Regions from separate parts of the Homo sapiens genome. Here region 2 is linked to region 1. Evidence: read pairs that join two places in POLR2A ChIA-PET (ENCODE). Cell type or tissue: OCI-LY7. All regions are shown on one strand.

What was found. Peaks named below come from ENCODE experiments on the same cell type or tissue, not always from the same donor. Only the 100,000 strongest peaks of a DNase experiment are listed, where the experiment ranks them.
Region 2: POLR2A ChIA-PET joins it to region 1 with 6 read pairs; 7 of 35 experiments call an interaction of 5 or more read pairs at or near these places.

What each region holds. Positions count from the first base shown.
Region 1 is chr14:34,708,216-34,713,215 of GRCh38, reverse strand. CFL2 (cofilin 2) reads left to right here. Exons shown (of 4, transcript NM_138638.5): 3 at 80-156; 4 at 239-4,103. The coding sequence ends at 351. Among named protein-coding and RNA genes, the nearest start is that of CFL2, 3.9 kb to the left of the region's middle. In OCI-LY7, no CTCF peak of the experiment used is centred here; a DNase peak (open chromatin) is centred at 1,885; H3K4me3 peaks cover 3,396 bases; H3K27ac peaks cover 4,262 bases.
Region 2 is chr14:34,601,027-34,606,026 of GRCh38, reverse strand. SNX6 (sorting nexin 6) reads left to right here. Exons shown (of 14, transcript NM_152233.4): 5 at 310-431; 6 at 2,556-2,679. Among named protein-coding and RNA genes, the nearest start is that of SNX6, 27 kb to the left of the region's middle. In OCI-LY7, no CTCF peak of the experiment used is centred here; no DNase peak of the experiment used is centred here.

The DNA.
Region 1 (5,000 bases):
AAGGATTATTATTATCATAGTCAGTCTTACCTTTGTTTTTCTTATAAATGGGATTCAATAATTTTTTTTTTTTCTGTAGGGCTCCTGAAAGTGCACCTTTAAAAAGCAAGATGATTTATGCTAGCTCTAAAGATGCCATTAAAAAGAAATTTACAGGTACAAACTTGAATATTTGGGGCAGAGAAATTATTCTTTATTAATTATAATAAAGTAATAGGATAATGTTTTTTCTTTTTAGGTATTAAACATGAGTGGCAAGTAAATGGCTTGGATGATATTAAGGACCGTTCGACACTTGGAGAGAAATTGGGAGGCAATGTAGTAGTTTCACTTGAAGGAAAACCATTATAAAATGACAGTCAAGTGCCATCTGGATCTTAAGGAGCTTCCATTTCTCCAGCTCAGTCCATTGGAATAGTATTAGGTTTTGGTTTTTTGTTGTATTTCCCCCTTTCCACTGGGCCCTTCCAACACAATGAATGAAGGAAATATCATTTATTTAAGCAGCCTATCAGTGATTGCCATTAGACTGTTGAATACTGTTACTTTTATATAGAACCCAAGGAATGCCTTCCTGTCATATTTTAGCCAAAACAACTGGTTATATGCCTCCCTTGCAGCAAGCACTACAATGTATGTGATCGTCAATGTGAATAGCTTAGAATACTGCAAAGGATAAGCTAATTGAATGCCTTGAAAGTATTATCCACTGGTCAGATGGTCAACTTTTTTCAGTATTATTTATAGTTGGCACTTGATTGCAGTTCTGTGAGGCTTGAGCATTCATACACCTCACCTGCCTTGGCAAGCCTATTTTAGTGATATGGCAGCACGGATATAACACTATGCATTAAAAGCACTTTTTGTAATAAGTTTAATATCCTAAAAGGAATGCCAATTAAGTTTTGTTAACTGTGTCATCAACTTATCCTAGTACCTCAGTGTTCATTCCTGTTACCTGCATATCTTCTTAAAAGAAATAGCTGTTATTAATGCCTTTTTGTTTTCCATTGAGTGTACACTACTGAATAAGTGTAGGAGTTTTATGTTTACCATGTGAGTCCTGCAACACTAAAGATATTTTGAATATCAGTCATGATGGCAATTTCTGTATAAAAGAGCCTTAAATGGAACATTGTTTTGAGATCAAACTCCCCACCCTCACAAAAATGGCCACGTTGCAATAAAAATTGTGGCATATTACAGAACGTTGCCTTGTTTTCCTTGGAAATTTTGCAAAATGTTATGTGAAACAACTTCTAGGGTAAAAACAGCTATTACTAATCTCTGCACTGGTCATTTGAGAATTTTTTTTGTACAGCATTCATGTGTGATATTTTCCAGATTTGTTGGATCTATTTGGTTTAAAAAGTATTCTATCTTAAGGCCAACTAATATAAAATACCATTGTTAAAGAATGGTACTTTTATAAACATTAGTGTATTTATTTCCTATGTGTTAATATGAAGATCAGAAATTATTTTTTGCACTTTGGCATAAATACTTTTCAATATCTGATTTGTTCTCTGGATAAATTAGCATAGTTATTTTTTTATTCACATTTACATTTCTAAGTAGTTGTATAGTAGAAGCAGGAAGCTCTTATTGCTTATTTGGTCGTAATGAAAATAATTTGTAAAATGTCCTTTAAAAGTTTAATGATACTTCTGATGTTTCGGAACAGTCATTTCACCTACTATTTCTGAATATATTTTGCAAATTGAATTGGAATAGGAATTGATAATAGCAGTCTTAAACATTAGTAGTGGGATTTGGCTATGGTCCAGACTGTGCTCCTTATAGAGAATTTGATCTGCTCAGTGTGAGCGGTTTGCTGTTAGCCAGGGCTATTTATGGCAAACACATGCTTTTGTATCTTGTCATAGTTATCCACAAATGGCAAAACTGGACTTGATTCTACTGGTATGCAAAACAGGCATGCTAGTAAGCAGTCAGTCGTGGCTCAGAACTTAACCCCATAGCTCAGAGGAATGCTTTTAGCAGAAAACAGGAAAGAAAATATCCCTTAAAAATTTTTTTTGAATGTGTGGAAGTAATTTTAGTATAATTAGATTTTTTCCATATTTTTGAAAGATTTTTCAGATGTGAACATTAAAAATAGGGATTAAATGTCTAGGCTTCCATTTAAAATTATATGAATGGTTTGGGATCTTTTTGCACTGAGCAATTTTATTTCAGGCTTCCAGCTGTCCCTGTGAGTTATCCTGGACATTTCGATGGTTTTTGGTAAGGCCAAACTCTGATAAGCAAAACAGAGAATACTGACGTATACTTAACCATATGTGTAACTGATACTTGGCACCATGGAATTTTTCATTGAGTTATTTCCTCATTCTTTTAAAAAATAAGGGACTATAAATCAGTTATGTAGTATCTTTTGTTTTTGTAGCTGATTCCTTAACTTTCTTGTATGCCTCTAGTAATTTCAGAGATTAAATATTGCTTTAAACTGTGATACTTTGATTTGCTAGATTGACAAAACTGATACTAATATAATTAAGTTCATCTTTGAAATACATCTTTGTGCGTAGAGCCAAAAAAAGAGATAAAATTAATAATAGTTCACTTGTTATTTGAGATTAATTTGGCATTTGAAATGATCATTTTATTTTACAATCATTTATAATGAATCAATGTTCCAGTTAGCTTTAAAAGGTATACGGTGCTAATTAGTAAAATATTGAAGGCAATATTTTACTGCTAGCTTGCAAAGTTATGAGAGTTTAAAAAATAAAATATATGAAAATATGTAAAGCTGTTGAGATGTGTTTACTTATACTTCAGAACATTAAAAGTTTAAAAACTGGTATTTCAGATCAAAGAGGCATCATTATCTTTATTCTGTTTTTCAGGATTTTAGTTGGTAATACTTTCTCATTTATCAATAACAATTTTCTTTAAAAACTGAGTGTTACAGCAATTAATTTTAGCATTTTCAGACAAATGGGAACAGTTGGCATGTGTCCCAAACTGGCTATCAGCTGTTGTTTTCCATCATTATCTAAAATAGTGTGGCCAGCATTGTGTATTGAAATGTGCCTTTTTCGTACATTGGAAGAGAAGCCTCTTACTGGGTTTGAGTTTCTCTGATACAGAACATTTGTAGCAGCTAATTTATGGAATCTGGCAAATAAGCTTTGGGAGGAAATTCTTTTAAAAGTGTTTTCTTGTTAAGGAATAATCTCAACAATGGTAAATCATCAAGAGGTTGAGAAGACTCTTAGGTTTGCCACTCAGAAAAAACAGTCTCATTTTGCTCTTCATAGGTCCTGTTTTTGCTTGCACATTTAATAGTAGGTGGAGATGCAAAACAACGTGAATGTTCATTTTTTTATGAATAGTATTAAAGCTACTAGAGGTGGGCAGGCAGGTCCCAGTAAATGTTGCCTTTTTTTTTTTTTTTTTTTGAGACAGGGTCTCACTCTGTTGCCCAGGCTGGAGTGCAGTGTCAAAATTTCAGCTCACTTCAAACTCAACCTTCCCAGCTCAGATGATCCTCCCACCTCAGCCTCCCAAGTAGCTGGGACTACAGGCATGCACCACCATGCCTAATTTTTTTTTTTTTTTTTTTTGTATCTCTTTTGTAGAGACTGAGTTTGGCCATGTTGCCTAGGCTGATCTCCAACTCCTGGGCTCAAGCTGTCCTCTGACCTCCGCCTCCCAAAAGTGCTAGGATTGCATGCATGAGCCACCACTTCAAAAGCTCAAATACTGCTTTTGAAGACAGCATGAGTTTATGGATGTTCTGTCTCCTTTCAGCCCATAAAGAAGTCTGAGGCTTTTCTTTTGCTCTGGAACATCCAACTAATTGCTTTATTTCCATGTAGAAGTAGAGGAATCATCCCTCCACTTAAATTTCCTCTCATAATGCAATTTGGCAAATTAAATCTCTAAATCTCAGTTTTTTAACCCATAGTATGGGAACGGTAATATCTGTTTACCATGTTTCCTGAGTACTAAATATGGAAATGGTTTTTGAAAACAGGAAAATGCTATGTAAATGCAATAATCTGTTTAAACTATTCATTCTTAATTACTGTATGTAAGTAGATAAATATTAAATGTTTTTGTTAAAAGATGTATTACAGATCATTGAACCTCTATTTTTGTAACTTCCGTGTGTGTACATATATATATGTATATATATATGTATATATACACACATACACACACATTTTTTTCTTCTTTTTTGGACAGGGTTTCACTCTATTGCCCAGGCTGCTGTGCAGTGGCACAATCATAGCTCAATATAACCTTGAACTCCTGGGCTCAAGTGATCCTCCCACCTCAAGCTCCTGAGCAGCTGGGATTATAGACATACACCACCATGCCCAGCTAATTTTTTTTTTTTTTTTTTTTTTGAGACAAAGTCTCACTGTATCACCCACGCTGGAGGGCGGTGGTGTGATCTCGGCTCACTGCAACCTCTGCCTCCTGGGTTCAAGCAATTCTCCTGCCTCAGCCTCCCGAATAGCTGGGACTACAGGCATATGCCACCACACCTGGCTAATTTTTGTATTTTTAATACAGATGGGATTTCACCATGTTGGCCAGGCTGGTCTCAAACTCCTGACCTCAGGTGATCTGCCTGCCTCAGCCTCCCAAAGTGCTGGGATTACAGGCATGAGCCACCATGCCCGGCCTGCCCAGCTAATTTAAAAAAAAAAAAATTGTTGAGACGGGGTCTCACTGTGTTGTCTAGGCTAGTCTTGAATTCCTGGCCTTAAGCAATCCACCCATCTCAACTTCCCAAAGCACTGGGATTATAGGTGTGAACCACTGGGCTGAGCCTATTTAGTGTGTATATAGAGATGGGGTTTCAACATGTTGGCTAGGCTGGTCTTGAACTCCTGACCTTAGGAGATCCGCCCACCTTGGCTTCCCAAACTGCTGGGATTATGGGCTTGAGCCACTGCACTGGCCCTATTTAGTATATTTTTAAAGTAGCATCTTTCAAGAATATTTGAAAAACAATCCTA
Region 2 (5,000 bases), 110 kb after region 1:
AATTTTTGTATTTTTGGTAGAGACGGGATTTTATCATGTTGGCCAGGCTGGTCTTGAACTCCTGACCTCAGGTGATCCGCCCACCTCAGCCTCCCAAAGTGCTGGGATTACAGGCGTGAGCCATTGCGCCTGGCCAAAACTTAATTTCTACAACTAGTCAAGTTCTCCAATCTGAATTTGGGTGTTCCTGGTGTTCAGCTCATTCTGGATCCCCTTAGCTTTCCCAGACACAGTCTTCTATGGTGGCAGTAGTACAATGCTTCAAGAAATGAAAATTTCCTTAAAATTAGTCATTTGGTCCTGTTACAGATTCCACCAGCACCACCAAGACCTGATTTTGATGCTTCAAGGGAAAAACTACAGAAGCTTGGTGAAGGAGAAGGGTCAATGACGAAGGAAGAATTCACAAAGATGAAACAGGAACTGGAAGCGTAAGTGATTTTTTTATTTTTTTGTTTTTTTTTTTTGGTTGTTGTTGCCTTTGTTAATTGTGCTTGCTTTAATGCCTTTTTTGGTGTTTTCTGATATCCCATCATTAAACCCTTTCTGGAAGATGCAGGTTTAAGTCATACAACCAGTATTAATGATCATGATCAGAGCCTACAGGAAAATTATAGAATAATTGTTTCCACTGTAAAGTTATTTAAATTCATATTTGAAATAGACCCTGAAAGTTGAAAATGGAAGATCCAAAAGCTTCTTTTAAAAAGGTAAAAGGTCCAGTCTGTCTTTGGACTTAAGGGGAAAAAGAAATAGAGAACATGACTTTTTAAAGTAGAATAGTCATTGTTTTTTTTTTTCTATTTACAAAGCCTTAGTCACTACCAACCTAGTTCTCTTTTTTCAATGTGGGCATATTGCCATACTTCTCAAAAGAGAATGTACTGAGCAACTGCATATATTCTGTTTTCTTAAAAACTGCGTATGTATGTAGTGTGAATTATCACAGTTTTTTCAAGAAACTAATACATTTCTAGTATATATGAAACTAATAGTCATTTAATGAAAAACAGTTTTTAACTATTCTTTAGTTACTTTGCTTCTGTATTCTTTTCCCTTTGGGCAGAAGCCACAGGCAGAGAAAAGAAGAAAGGGAAATTATGTACAGGTTGAGTATCACTTATGCAGAATCCCTGGGAGTGCATTTTGGATTTTAATTTTTTTTTTTTGGAGTATTTGCATTATACTTACTGGTTGAGCATCCCTAATCTGAAATCTGAAATGTTCTGATGAATATTTCCTTTGAGCATCATGTCTTTATTTAAAAAATTTCAGATTTTGGAGTACTTTGGATTTCAGATTTTCGGGTAGGGATACTCAACCCATATTTCGTTTTTAGTGTATTTGCTGAAAACACAGAATCTTTCCCCTTTTGTTAAACATTTGGAGTAATTTTGGATTTGCTGGATATGTTTCTCTATTTTGAGAGTTGTACAAGGAAATAATTTTCCTTAGTTATCACCTCTGTCACTTTTTCTGGTCATTTCTCCCCTTCATGCATTTCCTCTTCTCTTCTTCCACTAGTTTTAGTTTTTAGTTATATATTCACACTGCTACTATACTTCTCTTCAGGATGCTAAACTCTTGAAAAGATAAATCAGCAAAGCAGGTCTTAGTTGCAAGCAGCGGTCTGATAGCAGACAGATATATATTCAAAGTTTATAAGACTGAAAATTGGAAATGAGCAGAGCACATTAATATCGAAGAATCTGTGATTTTCCAGTGGCCCTGATCATGATTCTTTTGTGGTCTGGTTAGGGGTTGGATAACAGAGAACCTTGGGTTTATTCTACTGCTACCTCCATCCTCTGCATCCTTCTTTTTTGTCTTCACTGAATGACTACCCTCACAGAGATCAAACTTCTCCCATCATTGGTCCTGCTGGTTTGCTGGTATGTAAAACTTATCCTTCTTGCACGTAGTTGAAGCAAGAATATCAAGCCTTTTCCTTGAATGTTTTTTTTTTTTTTTCCCCCAAACTGACATGTATTACTTTGTGGTCTCTGGGATTCACTGCTGGTATTAAAATATTTTAAACACATTTCTTTGGTGTAATGGCAAAAAAAATTAGTTTCTTCATAGTGTGTTTCTTGTGTGTTTGGGTAATTAGATGAAAATAATTATTAACGTTGAAAATATGCTCACCGAGGTTTGGGTTTTAATTTTTTTTGTACTAAGTTGTTTAAAAGCAGTCATTGGATATTGAATCATTAAGATTCTATCAAATAATTTGTAGCACACTTCCTGTAGAGCTGAGAACAAGCAGCCCTATAGTTAACTTTAACATCAACTCGCATAAGTAAGAAAAATTTGTAAAACTTAAAAATATTAACATTTAGATATAAATATTATTAACTGGCATGAAACCTTTTTCAAAGCTGGGTTTTATGTATTTCATTAACAGTTCAACTAAAAACCTTGTTTACATGAATTATATCTTTGTATCTCTGATTTGCATTCGGAATAATCCAAAGAGTATTTTCTGAAAAAAATTGTTGCAGGTGACTTTTTAGTTGATGGAGTTTTTTACCTTTAATTTTGTATATTGTTTCTAGTGAATATTTGGCAATATTCAAGAAGACAGTTGCGATGCATGAAGTGTTCCTGTGTCGTGTGGCAGCACATCCTATTTTGAGAAGAGATTTAAATTTCCATGTCTTCTTGGAATATAATCAAGATGTGAGTATCACATTGATTGGTGGTCAAGTTTTCTTTTTCTTCTTCTTCTTCTTTTTTTTTTTGAGACGGAATCTCGCTCTGTCTTCCAGGCTGGAGTACAGTGGCATAGTGGCATGATCTTGGCTCACTGCAAGCTCCGCCTCCCGGGTTCATGCCATTCTCCTGCCTCAGCCTCCCTAGTAGCTGGGACTACAGGCGCCTGCCACCACGCCCAGCTAATTTTTTCTATTTTGAAGTAAAGATGGTGTTTCACCGTGTTAGCCAGAATGGTCTCGATCTCCTGACCTCATGATCCACCCACCTCGGCCTCCCAAAGTGCTAGGATTACAGGCGTGAGCCATAGCGCCCAGCCCAAGTTTTTTTTTTTTTTTTGAGACGGAGTCTCGCTCTGTCAGCCAGGCTGGAGTGCAGTGGCGTCATCTCAGCTCACTGCAAGCTCCGCCTCCCGGGTTCATGCCATTCTCCTGCCTCAGCCTCCCGAGTAGCTGGGACTACAGGCGCCCGCCACTATGCCCTGCTAATTTTTTGTATTTTTAGTAGAGACGGGGTTTCACTGTGTTAGCCAGGATGGTCTCGATCTCCTGACCTCGTGATCCACCCACCTCAGCCTCCCAAAGTGCTGGGATTACAGGCATAAGCCACCGTGCCCGGCCCCAAGTTCTCTTTTTAAAGAGTCATTGGAAAAGGCAAGAGTAGTTAGAAAAGGCTCAAGGTCTTTTTTTAGAATGTTTGTATTTTTCTTTTTTTTTTTTTTTTTGAGACAGAGTCTTGCTCTGTCGTCCAGGCTGAAGTGCCGTGGCGCAATCTTGGCTCACTGTGACCTCCTCCTCCCAAGTTCAAGTGATTCTCGTGCCTCAGCCTCCCAAGTAGCTGGGACTACAGGCGCATGCCGCCATGCCCAGCTAATTTTTTTTTTTTTTTTAAGACAGTTTCGCTCTTGTTTCCCAAGCTGGAGTGCAACGGTGCGATCTCAGCTCACCCACAACCTCTGCCTCCTTGGTTCAAGCAATTCTTCTGCCTCAGACTCTCAAGTAGCTGGGATTACAGGAATGCGCCACCATGCCAAGATAATTTTTGTATTTTTAGTAGAGACGGGGTTTCTCCATGTTGGTCAGGCTGGTCTCAAACTCCCAGCCTCAGGTGATCCTCCCACCTTAGCCTCCCAAAGTGCTGGGATTACATGCATGAGCCACTGCGCCCGGCCTAATTTTTGTATTTTTAGTAGAGATGGAGTTTCACCATGTTGGCCAGGCTGGTCTCGAACTCCTGACCTCAGGTGATCCACCTGCCTCAGCCTCCCAAAGTGCTGGGATTAGAGGCGTGAGCCGCACCTGGCCTGTTTGTATTTTTCAAGGTAGTTTAAGTGACACTTTTTCAGTAGTAATGCAGTTATTTCAGTAGAACTTGAGTAGATTAATTGACAGAATGATAGTTAAGCATGTTACTAGCCAGGCATGGTGGCTCATGCCTGTAACCTGTAATCCCAGCACTTTGGGAGGCCAAGCCGGGCAGATCACCTGAGGTCAGGAGTTCGAGACGAGCCTGGCCAACATGGTGAAACCCCATCTGTACTAAAAATACAAAAATTATCTGGGCATGGTGGTGGGCGCCTGTAATCCCAGCTACTCGGGAGGCTAAGACAGGAGAATCACTTGAACCTGGGAGGCGGAGGTTGCAGAGAGCCAAGATGGTGCCATTGCACTCCAGCCTGGGGGACAAGACTGAAATTCCCATCTCAAAAAATAAAAATAAAAAATAAATCATGTTACTACAAGGGACACTGATTTTTTTTGTAATCCTTAATTGCAAACCTCTTAAGAAGTAGGAGCCAGGCACGGTGGCTCAGCCTATAATCCAGCACTTTGGGAGGCCGAGGTGGGCGGATCACGAGGTCAGGAGTTTGAGACCAGCCTGGCCAATATGGTGAAACCCCGTCTCTACTTAAAATACAAAAATTAGCTGGGCTTGGTGGCGCATGCCTGTAGTCCCAGCTACTCGGGAGACTGAGGCAAGAGAATCGCTTGACCCCGGGAGGCGGAGGTTGCAGTGAGCCAAGGTTGCGCCACTGCATTCCAGCCTGGGTGACAAAGCGAGACTCCGTCTCAAAAAAAAAAAAAAAAAAAAAAAAGAAATAGGGTTATCACATTGACTAATGTTTCTTAAATTTGAGTTTGGAGTCTTCCGAAGCCTTGTGGAGAATTCCAAGGAGGTGATTGAGCTAAAGAATTCCAGATTCGGGTAAATTATTGACTCTGGATCTGTTTAACTGACCATTGGTGCTGATCACTCCTTATTTTTTCCTTCCCTGCCTAAAAACTCTC